2 separate regions of the Mus musculus genome follow, and region 1 is linked to region 2. The links are chromatin loops, found by intact Hi-C in ENCODE. Cell type or tissue: left cerebral cortex. All regions are shown on one strand. Each heading gives the region's core, and the rest is flanking DNA. Links, peaks and the distances in the headings are about the cores only. Region 1 holds the start of Csnk1e (casein kinase 1, epsilon). Region 2 holds the start of Kcnj4 (potassium inwardly-rectifying channel, subfamily J, member 4).

Region 1 (9,403 bases), core at 1,044-9,043, 62 kb after region 2:
AGCCCTGGTTGTCCTGGAACTCACTCTGTAGACCAAGCTGGCCTCGAACTCAGAGATCTTCCTGCCTCTGCCTCCCAAGTGTTAGGCTCAAAGGTGTGTTCCCCACACAGCCTATTTATGGATCTGCATCATACTACACTTTTACAAATGGGGCCTGGAGGCTTTAAGGAAGTTGCCTAGGACTGTCCGGTTAGAAAGACTCAGCATTTGAACACAGCTTCCTTCTTTCTTTTGTTGTTGTTGTTGCTTTAAGAACTTATTTTTAGTTGTGTGTGTGTGTGTGTGTGTGTGTGTGTGGCGTGTGTGTGTGTGTGTGTAGGGCTGTTATGTGCCCAGAGTACACATGCCGGCGGAGGCCAGAAGAGGTATTGAATCCCCTGGCTGAAGTTACAGGTGACTATGGGCTTCCCACAGAAGCCGTTGTCGGTATGAGCTCTTAACTGCTGCCCCATCTCTCCAGTCTCTTGGTGGTGGTGGTGTTTGAGACAGGGTCTCCACATGTAACCCTGCCTGTTCTGGGGCTTGCTGTGTAGATCAGGCTGGCTTCAAACTCACTCCTGTCTCTGTTTCTGAACTGCTGGGAAAGCCAAGCTTTACTGCACCCAAGCCCAGAAGCCAGCCTCTTAAAGTCACGAGGACTCCTGGTTCCAGCTCCCCAGCCTCCTTGGACATCAGCCTGAAGGGGTGGAAGTCAGTGGAGGAGAGGAAGGGAGCCTCTGGCTGGCACTCCACAGTTCTCTGACTGGGAGACCAGACTTTTAAAATATTTATTATTACTATTGTTGTTGTTGTTGCTGTTATTGGTTTTTTGAGACAGTTTTTTTTTTTTCCTGGATGTCCTGGAACTCCCTCTATAGACTTCAGGCTGGCTTTGAGGTTAGCAATTTCAGCTGCCTTTGCCTCCAGAGTGCTGGGATTAAAGGTATTTATTCACTACCACAACTGTCTAAAATACTTATTTTTCATTTCAACATGTTTATGTTTATGAGGGCTGGAGACATGGCTCTGGTGGTCCTGACCTGCTGAGCCATGTTAGAGCTTTAAATTTACGTTTATTTATTGTGCGCGTGCCATGGCAGGCAGAGAGAGGATACATTGCTGAAGTCAGCTCTCTCCTTCCACCAGTCGGGTCCTAGGAAGCAGGTTGTCAGGCTCAGGGGCAGCAGTTAAGAGCTCATACCAACGGCTTCTGTGGGAAGCCCACAGTCACCTGGAACTTCAGCCAGGGGATCCAATACCTCTTCTGGCCTCTGCGGGCATGTGTACTCTGGGCACATAGCTAGAAAGAGGGTACCAAGGGCTTAGTCCCTCACAAGCCTGGGCGAGGAAGCTTTCTGGTAGGTCACTCTCTGCTCTAGGGATGGGTGCATTTCATGAGTCGGCAGTGTGGTCTGTTGCTAGGGCCTGATAACAGGGGATAGCAAGCGCTGCTTCATTCATGTTTGAATGGGGGGGGGGGAGGCAGAAACCTCTTTGCTGTCCATTTTTCCAATCAGCTATTTATTAAACACATACCAGGTGCTAGACACTATTATAGATATTCACAGCACAGTGGAGGCCAAAATAGCATCAACTCCCCACTTTCATGGACCGAAGTCCTCTAAGTGGGAGACAGAAGATAAACAACAAACACACCCAGAGTGTGTTATAGCACTGAGTGTTTGTGGGCGACAGAGTGCAGGAGTCCGGGATCCCGGATGGATTTTATACAACTGACTTTAAATTTTGTTTGATGCTATGTGGGTGGGGCTGCATTGGTGCCACAGAGCCCATGTAGAGGTCAGAGGACAACCCTGTGAAATTAGTCTTGTCCTATCTTAATATGGGTTCTGAGGCTCCAACTCAGGTCTTGAGGTTTTTTTTTCATCAATCAGCCATCTTGGCAGGCCAGCGATAGGATTGTTAAGTCAGGAGACAGGAAAGCCTTCTCTTGAAGGCCTGAGAATGGAGGGGCCCCACCCCCCGAAGAGCATGGTGAACATGTGGCTCTCAGGAAAGTGTACCAGGCAATTGAATGGCCAGGGCCAGGGCCAGGGCAGGAGGTCATAACAGAGAAGCACCCAGATCATCAAGAGAATCATAGGTAGGGACATGCAAGGGAAGGTCATTTTTAGGACCAATCTGAACACTTGGTAAGTCAGAATGTCCATAGTCAAGAGACCTGGACTCATCCGCACTGTGCTGGGTGTCTAAGGCTGTGCCTGAGCCCCGAGGCCAGTGCTCTAGAGGGCCCAGGGGTCCGGAGGGGTATGAAAGTAAGAAATGGTACAAGTGTCCAGCTCAGAAATGAGCAGGGGGTGGGGGAGGGGGGAATCTGCTCCTGACCACTCAGAACTGTCAAAAGCTGGTGTGGCCCCTGGTGAGCTGGGTTTGTCTGCCTGCATCTTGTGGGTCAGCGGAGGGTGGCCCCGGGAAAGATGCCATCCAGCTATACCTCTGGGCTTGAAAGCTGGAAGTTGGAGGGGAGGATCTTTGCGAGGAGCTGAAGGCGGAGCCCTTGGCTGTTAGAATGAGGCAGGATTTCTGTTTGGGAGAAGGCTCCCTCCTTTCCTCCCTCTCCTCCACTGGGTTTTGCGTCACGGCTGTTTCCCCTTAGAGCTCAGCTGCAAAGCTCTGTAGAGGGCTCACAGCTTGGACTCATGAGGGTGTAGGAAGGAAGAGGCTCAGGCAAAAGGCAGCTGTGTGGGGAGCCACCTTCCAAGGGGGGTAGATCTGGGAGAGGGAGTCTAGGAAGGTCCAGCCACCCTGTACTCTTCTGAAGGCCTGGTGTGTGTGTGTGTGTGTGTGTGTGTGTGTGTGTGTGTGTGTGTTAGAACTGGGGACTTTTAAGACCAGCTACCCCTGGATACCCAGCAGAGAGTCTATAGCTGGAGGGTGTGGGCCTGGGAGAGGCTGCAAGTCCTGAAATGGAGGGCAGGTGACAGGATGAGGAAGGGAAGCTGGGACAGTGGACTCCAGACGGAAGATTTGTTCCAAAGGACCTGCGATGACCAAGAAGGGGAGGAGAGTGGCTTTAGGCAGCGCTGGCTGAGTTCCATCTCCAGACAGGTTCACCCTTGATCCATACCCCCGCGTGAGGGCTGAGGTACCTCCAATTCCCTTTCTGGAAACCACAGAGTGAACATCAACTCTGTCTGCTGTCCTCACTGGAGAGGGTTAAATGAGCTGAATGCCTCTCCTGGCGCTGCAGCAGAACAGGCCTACGTTTGGAAAGCTGGGCCCATGTTGGAAGGTTTGGGTGGTAACATTGCTAGGAGGACATTGATGCTTGCTGTGTTCTGCTCAGTCTTGCCAAGGCCCCACGGCCTGGGCTCTGACCACTGAGGCTGACTGCTGTCCAGACCAGCTGCCTCTGGTGAGGATTTGTGCCCTGCGTGGCCAAGGCTTCAGGAGAGAATGCGGGCCTGTCATACAAAACCTGCCAATTGTGAATCAATTGACAAACGCAAAGCCAAAAAGCACCAAGCGGGCCATGCTCAGTCCACCACCTGGGCAGAGAGAGCCAGTTGCCCGGTTTACCATCACAGAGGCCTCTGGAGGCAGCTCCTCCTCATTCTCCTGGTCTTCTGATCGGCATCCCCAGGTCCACCAGATGAACATGGCCATCTTGCTGGGCTGTGTGGGCCTGGGCAGACCTTTTGCCCTCTCTGGGCCACAGTATCCTGCCCTCCTGCCCTGTGATAGGACCTGGTCTATAGGTCTCCCAGCAATCTCCTCAGCCTCGGGGAGAAGATGCGGTTATTATGAAGTGACTCTTTCTGAGATGTGCTTCCGGGGTGATCAGAGGTACTATGTCCACAGTAACAGTTGTGTGTGTGTGTAGAGAGAGAATGTAGGTGTGTCATAAGTTGGAGCTTTGCATGACCCACTGTAAATATCATTTTAATAGCCTTGTGCTGGGACCTTCCATGGTGGAGCTGGAAGCTGGTGGGAAGCCTTCATTAACTCTCCCATGACCTGGGAAGGCTATGGTCCTTCTTCCTCGTTTGCAGTTAAGGACATTCAGGCATTGTCTGGGGGATGACTTTGTTGAATGAGCACCTCTGGGTCCCTGACTCACGTGTGAGTTCTTGGTGAGGGGCAGGGGGCTCAATGGGTGAAACTACGTTGGAATCTGAGGGACTGTCACAGTGGATCTGAACGGCAGAGGACAGAGCAAAGAAAAGTGTCTGCCTGGAGTTTTCTCTGACCACACATCCTTGGTCCTTGTCCACGCCCCTCAGTCCCTATGCTTTATTCCCAAAGCCCCTGGCCAGTGTTCTCTACAGCCTTCAGGCTACTGAGCCCTAAATCTCTTTTGCAGTGCCAGGAGTCTCAGCTGATTCTCTCGGGGGTCCCCGCAGCTTTGGCTGGAGATAGGGCAAGGCCTGAGTATAGGAAATCTTAGTTTTGTGTGCCCCTCACCCAGGGTGGCAGCGTCAGAACACGCTCTCCGGGGGCTGCGGGCCCTTTAAATCCTCCGGGGCGGCGGCGGCGGGCGGGGGATGACATCAGCGGGCGGGCCCGGGGCTCAATGGGAACCGCGGGGACGCGCGCGCGGGTAGGGAGCGCGCGAGCCGGCGGCGGGGGCGGGCGGCGGGAGGCGGCGGAGCGCGGAGCCTGAGCCCGGCCGGGCCGAGCGCAGCGCAGCGGGCCGGGGAGAGGCTGGCGCGCCCGCGGCCCGGCGAATCCTCTGGCATCCGCCCCGGCGGCCGCCCCGGCGCGGTGAGCATCGGGGGCCGGGGAAGCGGGGTTCCCTCCGCCTCTTTGTGTTTTCTTTTTGCGCGAGCGCGGGGCGGACACGCGCATCCGCGCAGGGCTGGGGGCGCCGCCCGTGAGGACAAAGGCGCGGCCGGGGACGCGGAGGGGACGGGCGCTTCGCAGGCCGCCGGGTGCACCGAGGCGGCCCCGGGTTGGGGCGGGGGACCTGCGGCAGGGGCCTGGCTGGGGTCCCGGGGGCGCTCGGGTTCCGGGCCGGCCTCGGCCCCTCCTCTGTGTCCTGGGCTCCGGGTCACCGAGGCCGTTCTCGCGTAGGGTGGGGGCGCGCGGGGGTCCTAAGTGATGGGGTGCGTGGTCACCCGGGCCACCGGCTTTGTTTTCCTTTGTGGCGAGAAGAAGGGAGGGGGTTATTTATCGCTTGGCTTCTCATTGCGGTGTGCGAGACAGCCTTGTGCTTCAAGCCTGTGAAAGCTGGGTGCCTGGGCGCCTCAGAGGCAGGGCTGCGACTTAGGCCACCCCCTCCCCCTACTTTGTCCAGAGTTTCCCCACATATTTCTTAGCATAGCCTCCCTTTGGAAAGGGGGTCTAGAGAGAGAGAGAAGGGGGTGCAGTTCCAATGAATACTTGCGTTTGGGACGCCTTTCCTAGGTTTAGGGCATTCCTTCAGTTTTTATTCTACTGATTCATTGACCAGGGTCTTGGCCCTGTGGAAGGTGGGTGGTGTGTGTGTCAGGAGGTGTGTGTGTATGGCAGGGTGACACGGGACTGCCCATGTGCCCAGCTGCTTGTAGTTGTAATTTTTCTAACCAGCTGAGAAGTCTTGACTCCTCATGGCCACCCCCCCCTTTTTTTAACTTTGTTTATTCCCCTCCCCCACCCCTCCCGTAAGGGACAGAGTGAAGAATTGGAAAGCTACTCTGATTTCCTGAAGGAGCCCCCACCCCAAAGTCAATTTCTTGGGGTGGCGGTGGAGGGGGGCTTTTAAGTGGAGGAGGGCTGGGACACGCTAGACTCCAGGGCTCTGGTCTCCAGGGTGGGGAGACCCTGGCGTTGGTAGGGTCCTTCAGGGTTGGTGATTGTGCAGAGAGCCGTGAGTGGAGAGGGGCTTGGGGGGTCATGTGCAGTGTATTTATGTAAGACTCCCAGACAGAGGGCACTGGTATTTATATAACCTGGCGTGGGTATTTATGTAATATAGGATGCAGTATATTTATGTTCCTTTCCTAACCTGTGGCTTTCCCAGATGCCATGTATGGTCTCTGAGTCGGCGTTAGTGGAAACCCGGCTTTGGGGGGGGGGGGTGTTTGTGAGTACACAGCCAGCCCCCCCTTTCCTGTAGGGATCCTAAGTGTGAGCCTCTACTCCCATGTTCCCCTTGGCGGGTGCCCTTAGCAAGCTGGACCATGTGTGGACCTGTGGTGCCAGGCTGGTGGGTTTTCTGCAGATATGCAGTCCTGTTCTTGGCAATCAGGGCAACTCAGCCATGTGGGCAAAGACCCATGATGGGAGAGCCCAGAGTTTGGCTGGCACCCAGCGGCAGCCACTTCCTTGTGGCTGGTAGAAGGACAGTGGTGGCTCTCGGGGACTTAGTACTAGGCTAGGGTGTCTCTCCTGGCTTGGCTCTCTCGCTTCTGGGGCTGATGGAGGAGCCCCAGTGAATCTCTCCTGGTTTCCTTCCAGGCCTGGTATCTGGGGGCAGGCTTGGCACAGGGAAAGGGTCAGCACCCCTTACCCCCAAGCAAGCCAGCAGTCACTGTCTCACCGAAGGGTTTTACTTCTCAAGCCTGGAGTGAAATAAGTTCTGGGTAGGAGGCCACCAGGTGGGCCAGCTGGACCCCTGTTTGGTCCTAGGTGAGATTTCTACCATTGGCTAGCTTCTGTGGGGATGGTAGCAAGGCCACTCTGGGCTCCGGTTCCCATCTATCTGCCAAAGGAGTGCCCTCTTGTTCCCTCACACCAGCTCATGTGTAACCATGCAGAGGCACCAAGGAACCAGTCTCCCTGTCTCATAGTTTACTATTCCCTGCCTCCCCATTCCCCAGCAGCCCAAACCTGCCCCCATTCATTGAGTCTTCTGTTTTGCTGACCTGGAACACAGGTACCCAACCTCTACCAGGCCAGTACAGAGGGATCCCTGCCATGGTCCAATCCTTGTTATCCATGGGCTTGGGGCCTCCACCTCATCTGAGGAAGGAGCAGGCTATGCAGCTTAGACCCACAGGGATGGGACCTGTCTCAGGAAGCCCTTACTTCCAGTCTTCAAGGAAGTCTCCCTGAGAGTCCGCATAAGATGTGTGTGCAGAAAGACCTGAGAAGTGGTTCTCTGTGGCCTGGGTAGAGCCTGGGAGGCCCTGGGAGGTACCTTGCCTTGCCTCTCTCAGTGGGGATCAGGTCCTCTCATATGAGGCCTGCTGGAACTGGCCAGCTTAGCCCTCCAGAGGCAAGGATAGAGGTGGGCAGCCTGTGGTTTCAGGAGTCTCGTGGTACCAAGGAGCTCTTTGACGTTCTTCCCTTTATCCTGGAGGTTGCAACTTGCTGACGGGCTATTATAGCTTTCAGGATGGTCTATTTCTGTGGACCCCGTTCCTCCCATTTCTATCAGATTCCTGGGGTCCAGGACGTCCCTGGGGTATTTTAAGTGTCTCCAGATTGTATGCAGAGTGTAAAGCATTTTGGAGAGACTTTTGGCCTTTTCACCTCTAAGGATGGGTGGAGATTCACTGCTGAGCACAAGACACTAGACATGGCCCTTCCCTGTTGTTTACCCTTTGTCCTTGATTTAGGGCCTTAGCCCATCGTAGCCCATCGGGTCTGCTTGGCGGTCCCTTCCTGGGCCTTGGCTCAGAGCCCATCTTTTCTGAACTAAGTGAAACTTGTTCTAAACCTGCCTCGGCCGTGCCCAGGTGTGTGGGCATGAGGACTACCTGACACCTGACTGCCCTTGAGCTAAGTGAAGCCAGATTGCTTCTCAGACAGTGGGAGGGAGGAGGAGCCTGCCAGCCCTGGTGGAGGAAGGGTCTGGGCCCTCTGCTGCTGGAGGTCCTGTCTCTGACCTGTTTCTGCTTCTCCCGCAGCAAGGTTGAAGCATGGAGTTGCGTGTGGGAAATAAGTATCGCCTGGGCCGAAAGATCGGCAGTGGCTCCTTTGGAGACATCTACCTGGGTAAGTAGCTAGGCCTCCAGCTGTGGCCCTTTGGGGCGGCTCTGGGATGAGGAGGAGGGGAGAACCTGGGATCTGGGAGCAGGAGTTTGCTCTGGTTGCCTGGCATGGCTTACAAGCCTCCAGGGTCATCCCGGATCCAGAAGGAAGCTCAGGTGGTCTGGGGAATGTCTTCTTTCACAGCTGGGCAGGCCAGGGCTCAGGAGGCTGCAAGAGCAGAGGAGATATATTTAGCAGGCTTCCAGCTGCCGCTGACCTGGGTCTCCATGGGGCATGGGAAAGCCCTGGCTGGGTTGGCATCCCTAGCCCTTGGGTCCTGGCAGAAGGATACTGATGGATAGAAAATGTTTTGGCTGTCCTGGAGCCCTGGGGAGGCTCCCCGGAAGTCCAGGCCTCTCCCTTAGATGTGGCTTTCTGGAATGCAGCCTGGGCCTCCTTTGGAATGACAGAGGAAGGATCTCATTGCTCTGGGAGCTCCCTGTCCCTGGATGTGTCCCTGATGTCATTTTAGGCAGATTGCTGGCATCTCAGCACCCCCCCCCCCCATCCCCCTCAAGTGTCGCCTTCCTAGCCTGGCCAGCCATGCGCCATTTTGAGTGTTGTCAGCCTGGAGGGGAGAGTTTGCTTGGTAAACTGCACGGATGGAGTTTTGAGTCTTGGAGTTGCTTGTGTGGTGGCAAGCCTCCTAGGTCATCCTTGGTGCTGCCCTGTGTCCTCAGGAGTAGGGCCTGGCTGTCTCTTGTTTTCCTCCTTAGAGAACGAAGATGAATCATTCTGCCCTGGGCAGAGGAAAGGGACATATCAGGACGCTGTAGTCATTAATCAGTTCGGTCAAGGGCTTCTTTTCCCTGGTGCTCAGAGCCCCTGTCCACTGTCAAGTATGAATTCTGCCGTCCAGCAAGCCTCAGGGCAGTGGGTAGGGGATACAGAGGCCTTCTTAGCTTTTACCTACAAGCCCCTTTCTGAACATTGTCGCCCACAAGGCAGCCCCCGTGTCCTGTTCTCGGTGCTCCCCATTTCCTGTGTGACCCAGGCTGTCCCTTTCTACTGATGGCAGAAGGCTAAGGTGGCTGCCAGGGATTGCTCTAGTTGGGGCCGCCTCAGCCCCACAGCCTCACTGAGTAGGGGTAGAAGAGAAAATGGGAGACAGACATCTCTGGATTCTAGACTTTATCTCGGGCAGCTGCCCTGGGACCTCAGTGTCCCCCATCTGTGTCCCCAGATGACCCGAGCACTGTTGCAGGACACAAATGAAACAGCCGTGAAGTAGTTTTGTACTTGGTGTCAGGTGTGCTGTAAACAGCTTGCTGTTTCTCTATGGGGTGTGGTGGTGTGTGCCTGCAGATGGAGCTACTCGGGAGGCTGAGGCAGGAGGATTGCTCAAGCCCAGGAGTTAATGGCTAAGTCATTGTAAAGTAGTGGGATAACTGTTCAAAGAATAAGTTTCAAGAAATCACAGTGCCTCTGGGTCCTGTCATTCCTTTCAGTAGGAGCTAATGTAAGGAATTTTGGGTCTGCTCCTCAACCCCACCCGGGGGCCCAGAAT
Region 2 (9,403 bases), core at 889-8,888:
ATCTCAAACAGGGCATGAGCTACTAGACATGGCCTGTGGCGAGGTCTTCCCAAAGCCTTCAGTCATTCTCAGAACACAATGTTCAAAGTGGGGATGTCTCTTATTCTCCTGCTTTGCCCAGGGAGAAACCAAGACCCAGCGTGAAGAGAATTCCCGGCCAGGGATGCTTGGCTGATTGTTGGTGGAAGAAGGACTCTATTTCCTGGTGTCCTTAGTCCTCACCTGGCTTGGAACTGCTTTCATAGCTCTCCTCACCTAGCTCCTGCCCTGATGCCTTCCAAGGCCTCAGCAATCACCCCACAGAGCATCCCAAGCGCAGCAAGGTGGCCCTATCCCTCCCTCAGACTTCTGCCTAGTGAGCTGGTGAGAGACAAGTAGCCTTGCAAGAGCAGTTGTGCTGGACCTAACGGGTCCTTGGTTCTGCACGCCCCTCCATCTTTCTGCTCTCTTTCTTCTGCATTCATCACCCCCAGGGAAGCCCCTGGCCTGTGGGGACAGCCAAAGATCACCTGCTGTCCCTTAATCCTGCTGATTTCAGTCCACACAGAGGTGCAGGGGATACTAGGCATCCGTCAACTGCTAAGTGAGCACTTAGTGTGCTGGAGGGCGAGAATGTATGCACGCGCGCGCGCGCGCGCACACACACACACACACACACACACACACACACACACACACACACACACACGCCGGGGAACATCAGTCCTGGCTGTCTGCCTTAGGGCACAGCAGGGTAAGAAGAACAGACACTGCACAGAGAAGGTCCAAAGTGCTCTGGAGGGCACCCGTGCGAGGAAGAGCCTGCTGCCAGCACCCACCTGCCTTCAGCAGCCTGTTGTGCACAGGGCGCCATTAGCGCTCACAGTTTGGGGCAAGTTAAACAGAACCTTACTCAAGGTCATGCTGTTTCTAAGTGCTTTTGAAGCCAGGTTGGTCTGATTTCCTAACTTTTAAAATAAGAACCATACTCATGCCTAACCCGAGGGTTGGGGATAGGTGGGCCCTGGGGTGCAGGCTGATTGAGCGAATAGGTGCTGGGCTTGGAGAAGAGTAGAAAGGCTCCGACTGTGAAGAAAGACCAAGGGCATTTCAGGCAGTGGGGAACAGAGCGTGCAGGCAGAGAGAGGTGTGAAGGCATCTGGTACGTTCTGGAATCCGTGGGAATCGGAGGACATGTGTGAATATACGGTGTGCGGGAGCCTGACAAGCGAACCGTCCTGAGGCGCTGAGTTGAGACAGATCCTTTGGCAAAGGGAGAACCTACAGAAAGATGGCTGTGTGGCCTGCGTAGCATTCACGAGTCTTGTCCCGGAAGGTCTGCTTGGCACAGGAAGCCAAAGAGATTGGAGACTCAATCAGTTCTCCATAAGTTTGTGTGCTTCCCTTCCCCCCCAGCCCCCCCCCCCAATCCCGAGAGATCTTCTCCCTCTGTGATCTGGGTCCAGTCTTCCACGGCCAGAGGCTCTCTGCTTGCAGGTCTTCTAGACTCCTATGGCCACAGAGAAGGGCTTTCCTCACCTGCTTCCTTAGAAGGCTAGGTGACAAACGCTCAGGAACGTGGCTGGCTCGGCAGGAACTGGGAGGTGCTTCCAAGAGTGTGGGACCCAGACCTGAGCTCTCTGGGGGATTGGGGGAGGAAGGTCTGGACCTTCTCTTATAGTGCTGGTGAGATGCCTCCATCTTTAAGAGGTTTGCTGCTCTGGCAGAGTACCCAAGTTCAGTTCCCAGCGCCCACATGTCACTTCACAGCTGCCTATAATTCTAGTTGCACGGAACCTGACAACTTCTTCTGGCTTTCACAGGCTCCTGCCCACATGTAGCACACATGCACGCACATGGGCATCTGTACATGCATGGTGCACATACGGACACACACAGGCATCTGCACACATAGACATAAATAAAAAAGGAAAGACAGATTAGTAAGATGAGAAGAAAACAGGGACTAGGGTTTGTTGACTTCCACTCCACTGGGTGGCCTTTTGCGAACTTTTGGACGTCTGTGGGTCCTCAGTTTCTCCTTTGTGAACTGAAGCCTTACTGATAGACTGTGCCACTATTAGGGTTCTTCCAAAAGAACGACCTCTGTCTCCTGAAGTGGGGGTGCTTAGGGCCCTTAGCTGCTAGAGCTTCGGGAGAGGATGCAGACCACCCAGGAGAGGGTCAGGGCCACCGGGACCCCCACAGGACTGGTTCCCACCTACCCTCCTCTGGGCTCGGAGAACCCTCCCCACCTGTCCCCAGGGGCCTCGCAAATCCGGGAGTGGATCCTCCTTGGAACGGATCCTCCAGTAGGAGTGCGGCGGGGCGAGGAGGAAAACCCGGGCAGGATCCGCGCGAGAACCGGACGGCGCAGCCTTCCCCCCCCCCCCCCCCCCGTCCCCGACCCCCGACTCCTGCTGGAGTCCTGGGTCCCGGGCGCTAGTGGCCTGCCCGCGTGGGTCAGACGCACCAGGAGGGCCGGGGTGGGGTCCGCCTGGGGCTGGCAGCCGGGGCGCGCTGCCTCCGCAGCGGGGCGCGGGTCACGTGTGAGGAGGGGCGAAAGTCTCCGAAGCGGGGCGCGTGCTGCGAGTTGGGAGTTCTCGGCGCGCCGCGGGCGGCGGGAGCTCAGGCTCCCGGGCGAGCCGGGGACGCGGCGGGGACCGGGTCCCAGACGGAGGGGGCGGCGGCGGGAGTGGGAGGGACGCAGACAGAGAAGGACACAGCCGGCCGAGGAGGCGGCGCGGGGCGAGGCTGAGCCCGGGCAGGGGCCGGAGCGCGGCGACCAGGTGCCACGGCCCCGCGGGAGGAGAGGCGGCACCGGGGCACAGCGGCGGGGACCTTGTGGCAGGCGCGAGGTGGCCACAGAGCCAGGAGACCCCAGAACTGAACAACGAGAGGGTCGTGGGGCTGTGGGTAACAGCGGGCAGTGGGGCGCCTTGGGCCCCTGGACCCCTCGACCCGAGCCCGGGCTCCACGATGCTGCCGCCCGGGCGGCGCCCAGCTCTTGACGCGGGGCAACGCTGAAAGTTACGCAGGGAGCGGCGCGGGACAGCGCGGAGACCCCGAGACCCACAGAGGCCGCCTGGGTCAGTGGCGACATCGCGGGCAGGCGGCGCCCGCGTCCCAAGCCCGGCGCCCCGGACTCCGCCCGCCGGACTGCGCCGGGGGATGTAGCGGACACTCGCCGCCCAGACCCTCCTCGGACCTTACGCCCCGGGGTAAGCTCGGGCTCGTCCATCGCGAGTACTCTTCGTCCGTCTGTCCGTCCCAATGTCTGTCTAGCTCAGAGAGTTGTTTGTCCTGCCGCTCTGGCCATACCCGTCCTGCACTTATCCATCAGACCCGATTCCTGAAGGGTCCCAGTGTGGACCTGTGACTTCCCCCAAGCTGGCGCGCTCCGTTTATTTGGCCATCAGAGCGTCTCCTGTGGGTTGTGGCTGGCAATAGAAGGGAGATGGATGACAGAGATTTGACCTCCTGCCCTGGCGACGGCCCTTCTCTGCCCCCGCCCACCTCCATGCCAGGAGCTGCGAGGCAGGTGACTTGCAGCAAGGTGGGAAGGGGGCGTCTCAGCTTCCCACCACCCACCTGCAGTCTCCGTGAATGGTTCGGAGTATGACAGAAATCTCCCTTCTGCTGTGTTAAGCACCTGCCTTGTGCCAGATAACCCCAGGGTAGGTGAGCCGGTAGTAGCTGAAGGAATGAGGTAACAGTAAATGGAGCATTTCGGGGATTAGAGTGGTGGAAACTAAGGCTGTAGAGAGAGGGGCAAAGATGCTTTTTCTTCTGCAAAGGGGAAACAGCAAAGAGTCATGCCGTGGGCTCTAAGCAAGGAGAACTTCACCACCACCTGCAGAATGCCCACTAACCAGGTCAGCCTACTACTGCCCCCCCCTCCCCCACAAACTATGCAAGGGGACTCAGACTTCAGGGCAGGGAGCTGTAGACCAGCTTGGCAGGCAGCAGTGCCCTCTAGGCACCACACAGGGTGGCTGGGCTGCCCTAACAGGGAGGGCCTCAAGAGGGGGAGAGCTCCAAGTAGTAGGCTGAAGGACCTAGGGACCAGACGAGGTGTCTAGCCCTGGACAGAGAAGGGCTGGATCCAGGGATCCAATATTCACTCCACCCCCACTCCCATCCATCCCTGCACCTTGCAGGACTGCTAGGAGTCCAGAGCCATGTGTAGCCTTGACTTGGCTTCTGAGGGGAGCAAGTGGAGAAACAGGACAGTTAGGGCAAGTGGAGCGGGAGGACTGAGCCTGGAACATTCTGCTCTGCCCTCCTATGGAAGAAGGGTCTCTTTCTGAAGTTTTCCATACTGGGCATCAAGGCTCGTATATCCCTTGGTCCAGGCTTCAGAAATGAGACCAGCTAGTTGAGACACTGGGCAAGTTATGCTCCTTGAGCCTCTGCCAGCACATCTGTGGAATGGGGACACCAGACCTGCCCCACTGACCTCCAATGCAGGGCCTTTGAGCTCTGTGAGCAGAAGACTCTTGGTAGGCTGAAGAGAGGGGTGGGCAGATGGGGGTGGGGGTAAGAACTCAGTTTACTTTGAGGGAAAATAAGTAGTTACCAGTGGCAAGAATATGGCTGGAAATGCAGACTGACAGTAATGGAGGTGTCTAGGCATAAGTGGGGGGACCTGGGACTTGGGCGCTGTACCTAATGTTACGCTTAAAGAAACATCTTCCTAGGGGAAAAAAAATAGAGGTGACTGGCCAGACAGAAATGTCCGCGGGCTCCCACTGGGGTGACCTTGGGCAGTTAGCTTGACTTCTCTGAGTCACAGTTTGTACCAGTGGAGAATGGGACTTCATGTCATTGTCACTGGCTTGCATACAGTGTCAGGGCCCTGGGAAAAGCTTGCAGAGCCAAACCATGCAGGTTCTAAAGAGACATTTGTGGATCGGAGGACAAAGTCACTCTAGGATGCTGTGGGAAGATTTTGGGGCTTAGGATGAGAGGGAGGGGGAGGAGGAACTGTGTGGGCTTACACAGGGCGGGCTGGTTCTTAATGTGGATCTGGGGGAGGCGGGGGCGAGTGCTGAGGGGGGTGTGAGGAGGAGGGGGCCCCCTCTGCGGGGACCACTGAGTCACGAGGACATGTAAGCGACATGACAACCAGCAACGTGGTAACCAGGAAACAAGCAATGGGAACGAAGCTGGAGCAGTGTGTCGTGGTGGGGGAGGGCAGACTGGCAGCACCCAGGCTTGGAGGGTCCGTGGTGGGTTAGGCTGGTCGGCCTGCAGGGGGTGCGGGCCAAATAGGCTGGGTAAGAACGGAAGTGTAAGAAGTGACAGGAAGCACCCAGGGGCTCAGCGGGGCAGGGGGCTTCTCTGGTCCCTCCCCGCTCTTCTTTTCCTCCACATCCCCACTCTTCATGCCTCTCCCCCTAGGATGCCAAATTTGGCTCACGCAATCTGTCGTCTCTCTTCTGAGATTGGCACGGGGATGGAAGCCGAGTGCATTACATCAGCGCCTGATCCCCCTGCACTGGGGGAGGGAGGGGAAGAACCGAAGACCGACCAGGCCAGGCTGGGATTGGAAGGGCAGCAGCCAGACTTCAACTTCCCTGCTTGTCTCCTGTTTGCTCTTCTTACCCTAATCTTAGATGTAGGGGGAGTTTGGGAAAGGCCATGACGAACTTAGAGGTGGGACCAGGACTCCAACTTTGGGGAGGTTCCATGACTTGGGCAGGAACCAGTCAAGCCCTGTTGCTGTCTCCCTGGCTAATTGGGACCAAAGAGTTCTCAGGACTTGGTGTGTCATTGCCTGGCCATGTGACCTTGGGCAGATTCCCCTTGCGTAGTAGAGTCTACATGTGTATAGTGAATGTTGGCCGCTTTGTAGTATTGGTGACTCCCCTGAGAGGAGCCACGTTGGCTCTCCAGGGCCCCGGGATGGATCCTGTGACCTTGAACAGCAACTTCTCTCCTTATGCCTCCATCTCCTCACCTGTGAAATGGGTATGTTCAAGGTCACTACCTGGACCCTGGACATGAGTTGTGCTACAGGAGTGAGGGGCGAGGGCAGGGATCTGGCTTCAAAGCCACCTATCGGAGTCCTATGGCCTTCCACATGATCGACAGAGATGGAGAACAGCCCAGCCTGGCCTTCACAGGACAGGTGGTGTGGGAGGATGGTTTCATGCACACGCAGAGGCTTTGCTCTTGTACCATTGATCTGATGCCGTCATTGTACAAGAGTGAAAACTGGGGCCCTCAGGGAGAAGTGGGTTCTGGGGCCACAGTGATGGCCTAGGAGCGGAGGAAGCAGAGCTCTAGCTCCTGGTTCTCAGCCCCCTCTTAGAAGCAGGCAGGCAAGCGATGTCTTCTTCTTTCTTTGGCCAGGCAGAACAGAAACCCTGAGAGGCTGGCTCTGGCATCGCCCCCTCCCCTTCCTCTCCTGCATCCCTTACCCATTGCTGCCATCAGTGACTTCACTTCTTATTCATTACTTGGTCTCCTTGGGGGGATTCCTCTAGAATTCCTTTGCAAACTAATCTGAGGCTGTCCCTGTGAGGGACAAGTTGAATTTAGGGTTAGCCTAAAACCTTACGGTCCATTCTAGAATATTCCATTCTAGAATATTCCTCTCCCTGGCTGAGTTTTAGGCAGGAGACAGTTTAGTTGCCCCCAACAACATGACACCCCCTCAGGGATCCTCTGGGGAAGAACTTATTTTTATAGACGGGAAGATGGGCTTAGTAACAAGGACTGAGTTGGCCAAGTTACCCAGAGTCAGCGAGATAGATGGCCTGTTATCCCAGGAGGCTGAGAAAGATGGGTACCGGAGGTTTGGTGAGAGAGTGAATACCCCTCTCCTAGGGCTGATCCGACTGAATCAGCCCTCCTGCTGGCGACTGTCACCTCATGGGTGACTGTGAATGGCATCTCCCTCCACCTTGGGAATCCTTGGGTCTTTGATATTTCCAAAGACGGTCTAGAAAGCCACATGTACCGCTCATCTGCCGCCCACCTGCCTGGCCAGGTATGAGGCTACAGGCTTCCGCAACTTCTTCATCCTCCCCGCAGTCCTCCAGTGTTGATGTACTGTCTCCATACTACAGTTGGAGACGTTGTATCCTAGAGAGACCGTGCTACCTGTCCAAGGTCACACGGCAAGCAAGTATGGAGGGACAGGGTTTGGGTTTAGACTGATCTGATTCCCGGGGGCCGTCTCTAGGGTTTCCCCAGAGTGGAAAATATTCCTCCCCTGGGCTGGGGTTTGGCAGGAGATGGTCTAGTCGCCCCCACAGCCTGACACCCCCTCAGGGATCCCTGGGGGGGCCCCCATTCTGGAGACAGACACAGACATGAACCACTGGGAAGAGCTCATTTTATAGATGGGAAGACTGAGCTGGCCCAAGGTGACCAAAGCATCAGCCAGGCATTCTCTAGCCCGGGGCTCTGTCCCCTGCACCAGTGAGTGAGGGGAAGGGGCCTTAAGTGGATGGTGCCACAACATGGGGATGCGGATTCAGAAATTGAGATGTTGATGGTTCCATGCTGGGACTTCCAGAAGAGTCTGGAATTCTGCCATTCCACGGAGCAGAGAAAGCAGGCATGGCAGGTCCTGTTTATAGTCTCTGGGCCTTGCCCCTAGATCATCTGCAGACATCAGCATTCACAGCCTCATGAGGTTTGGGGCTGTGGAGTGAGAGACCTGTGTGACAAGAGACCGTCTAGGAGACAATAACCATAGTCATAGTTCTGTGTGATCTTAGGTCAGTGAATTGCCCTCTCTGAGCTTGGTCTGCACAATGAGGTGATAAAGTCACAGAAAGAAAAATCTCTTTGCCTCCGAGTAACTGCCATGGGGCTATGTCATCTCTAAGTGCTCCTCCCTCCTTGTGGGGACCCTGGGCCCTGGCATGGGCAGGCAGGAACCCTGGGTGTTAGCAGAACCATTAAGCCTCCTCAGGCCGACCGACTCAGCCCTCTTTGGGGTGTGTGTGGGGGATCTCCGGGCTCAGCCCTTCTTCTCTTTTTCATCTTTATTTTTCTCCTGCTCCCTCTTCCCTGGCGACGTGGGCTGATCGCTGCTCAAACTTTTAATTCACATGGTAATTGTAATAATAACATGGGCCGAGGCCCCTCTGCCTGTGACATTGCAGCTGGCGGAGCTGAGCTAAGAATAGAGCCTGAGTCACACACGCACGCGCGCTCCTGCAGGCGCGCACTCTGCTCCTGGGTGGTGGGTGAGGTGAGGCATGGGGGTAGGGGGCTCTGGATCCTGACCCCCTACCTCTAAAGGCCTACGCAACAACTGTCCCCCACAGACCGCCCTCTGGTCCCGGACTGAACCAGTGAGACATAAGGCATGGTTGCTTGTCACTCACAGAAGGGAAACTGAGGCTCCATGAGCAAACATGGCTGCTGGGAAAGTGTGGGACTGGACCGAGAGTGTTGGCTGACTCTGAAGCCACTGTTCTGTTTCAGGACACACAGGCCAGGGGAAACGGGAAGCTCTGGGTCTGGGCCGCTGCCCCTGAAGGTTTCTCACCCCAGCCTTCTCATAACCACCTACCACCTGCATGCAGTGGGTGCACACAAGGGCCTTGCCTGGGGTTGATGGTGCTATTGCCTGGTGACACAGAGATTGTATGTAGCAGAGAGTGACTTCAAACTTCTGATCCTCCTGCTTCCACTTCTGGAGGGCTATGATGACGGGTGTGAGCCACCACGTCTGGCTTCTACAGCGCTGGGATCTGTTTCGTCCACACTAGACAGTCACTACCAACTGAGCTCCAGCCCCAGCCCTTACAGGTTGTCTTGAGGGAATAGCAGGAGGTGCTAGACTTCCTAGTAAAGTCTCAGTCAGTGCCCCCTCCACTGTCCCATGAGCAAAGCACCCCTGTTTTCGTGTGAGAAAACTAAAGCTTGGTGATAAATGTTTGTCCCAAGTGCCACAGGTATACCATCTAGACCTACATAACTCCCAGCCCCAGAAGCCCCAGACCCCTCTCTTATTTTGGTCTCCTGCCGCCAACCTAGCTCTGCTCCCAAGCACAGTGTCTCCCTCTCTGCCCCTCCCCCCAGCCTTCTCTCCTCTTTTCTGTGGCTGTCTGGGTCAATCCTTAGCCCTAAGGTGGCCTCAGCAGGCAGGGTGAGGTGAAGTGTCACTTGGAAGACACACCATCAGGTCCTAACTTATAGGCTATCAAGAAAGGTGAACTTCTGTATTCCCCCACCCCAGTAAGAGCCATGCTGGGAGAGGTGGTGTCGTCATGGCGACCTACCACTGAGAGTATGGGTTGAAGCCGCCTGGGGCCCCCGGGGGGGCCTCCAGCTGGGCAGCGATGAACTGGGGAGTGCAGCCGCAGGTGGGCTGAAGAGAAATGTCACCTCTGTTTTAGCTCCTTTTCCTATATCTTCCTCTCCTCTAGCAACTCACTTGGGGCAAATGGACCAGGGG

Evidence for each region. A loop is a pair of places that touch in the nucleus more often than their neighbours do. Peaks named below come from ENCODE experiments on the same cell type or tissue, not always from the same donor. Only the 100,000 strongest peaks of a DNase experiment are listed, where the experiment ranks them.
Region 1: it touches region 2 in a loop (4-fold over the local background); 3 of 42 quality-filtered maps call a loop at or near these places.

What each region holds. Positions count from the first base shown.
Region 1 is chr15:79,437,229-79,446,631 of GRCm38, reverse strand. It overlaps Csnk1e (casein kinase 1, epsilon), which reads left to right and starts at 4,575. Exons shown (of 11, transcript NM_013767.6): 1 at 4,575-4,704; 2 at 7,773-7,860. The coding sequence starts at 7,785. In left cerebral cortex, for the core only: no CTCF peak of the experiment used is centred there; DNase peaks (open chromatin) are centred at 4,485, 4,761, 5,117, 6,194 and 3 more places; H3K4me3 peaks cover 2,876 bases; H3K27ac peaks cover 4,648 bases.
Region 2 is chr15:79,498,993-79,508,395 of GRCm38, reverse strand. It overlaps Kcnj4 (potassium inwardly-rectifying channel, subfamily J, member 4), which reads left to right and starts at 3,155. Exons shown (of 2, transcript NM_008427.5): 1 at 3,155-3,200. In left cerebral cortex, for the core only: no CTCF peak of the experiment used is centred there; DNase peaks (open chromatin) are centred at 6,148, 6,258, 7,235, 8,102 and 9 more places; H3K4me3 peaks cover 5,763 bases; H3K27ac peaks cover 7,017 bases.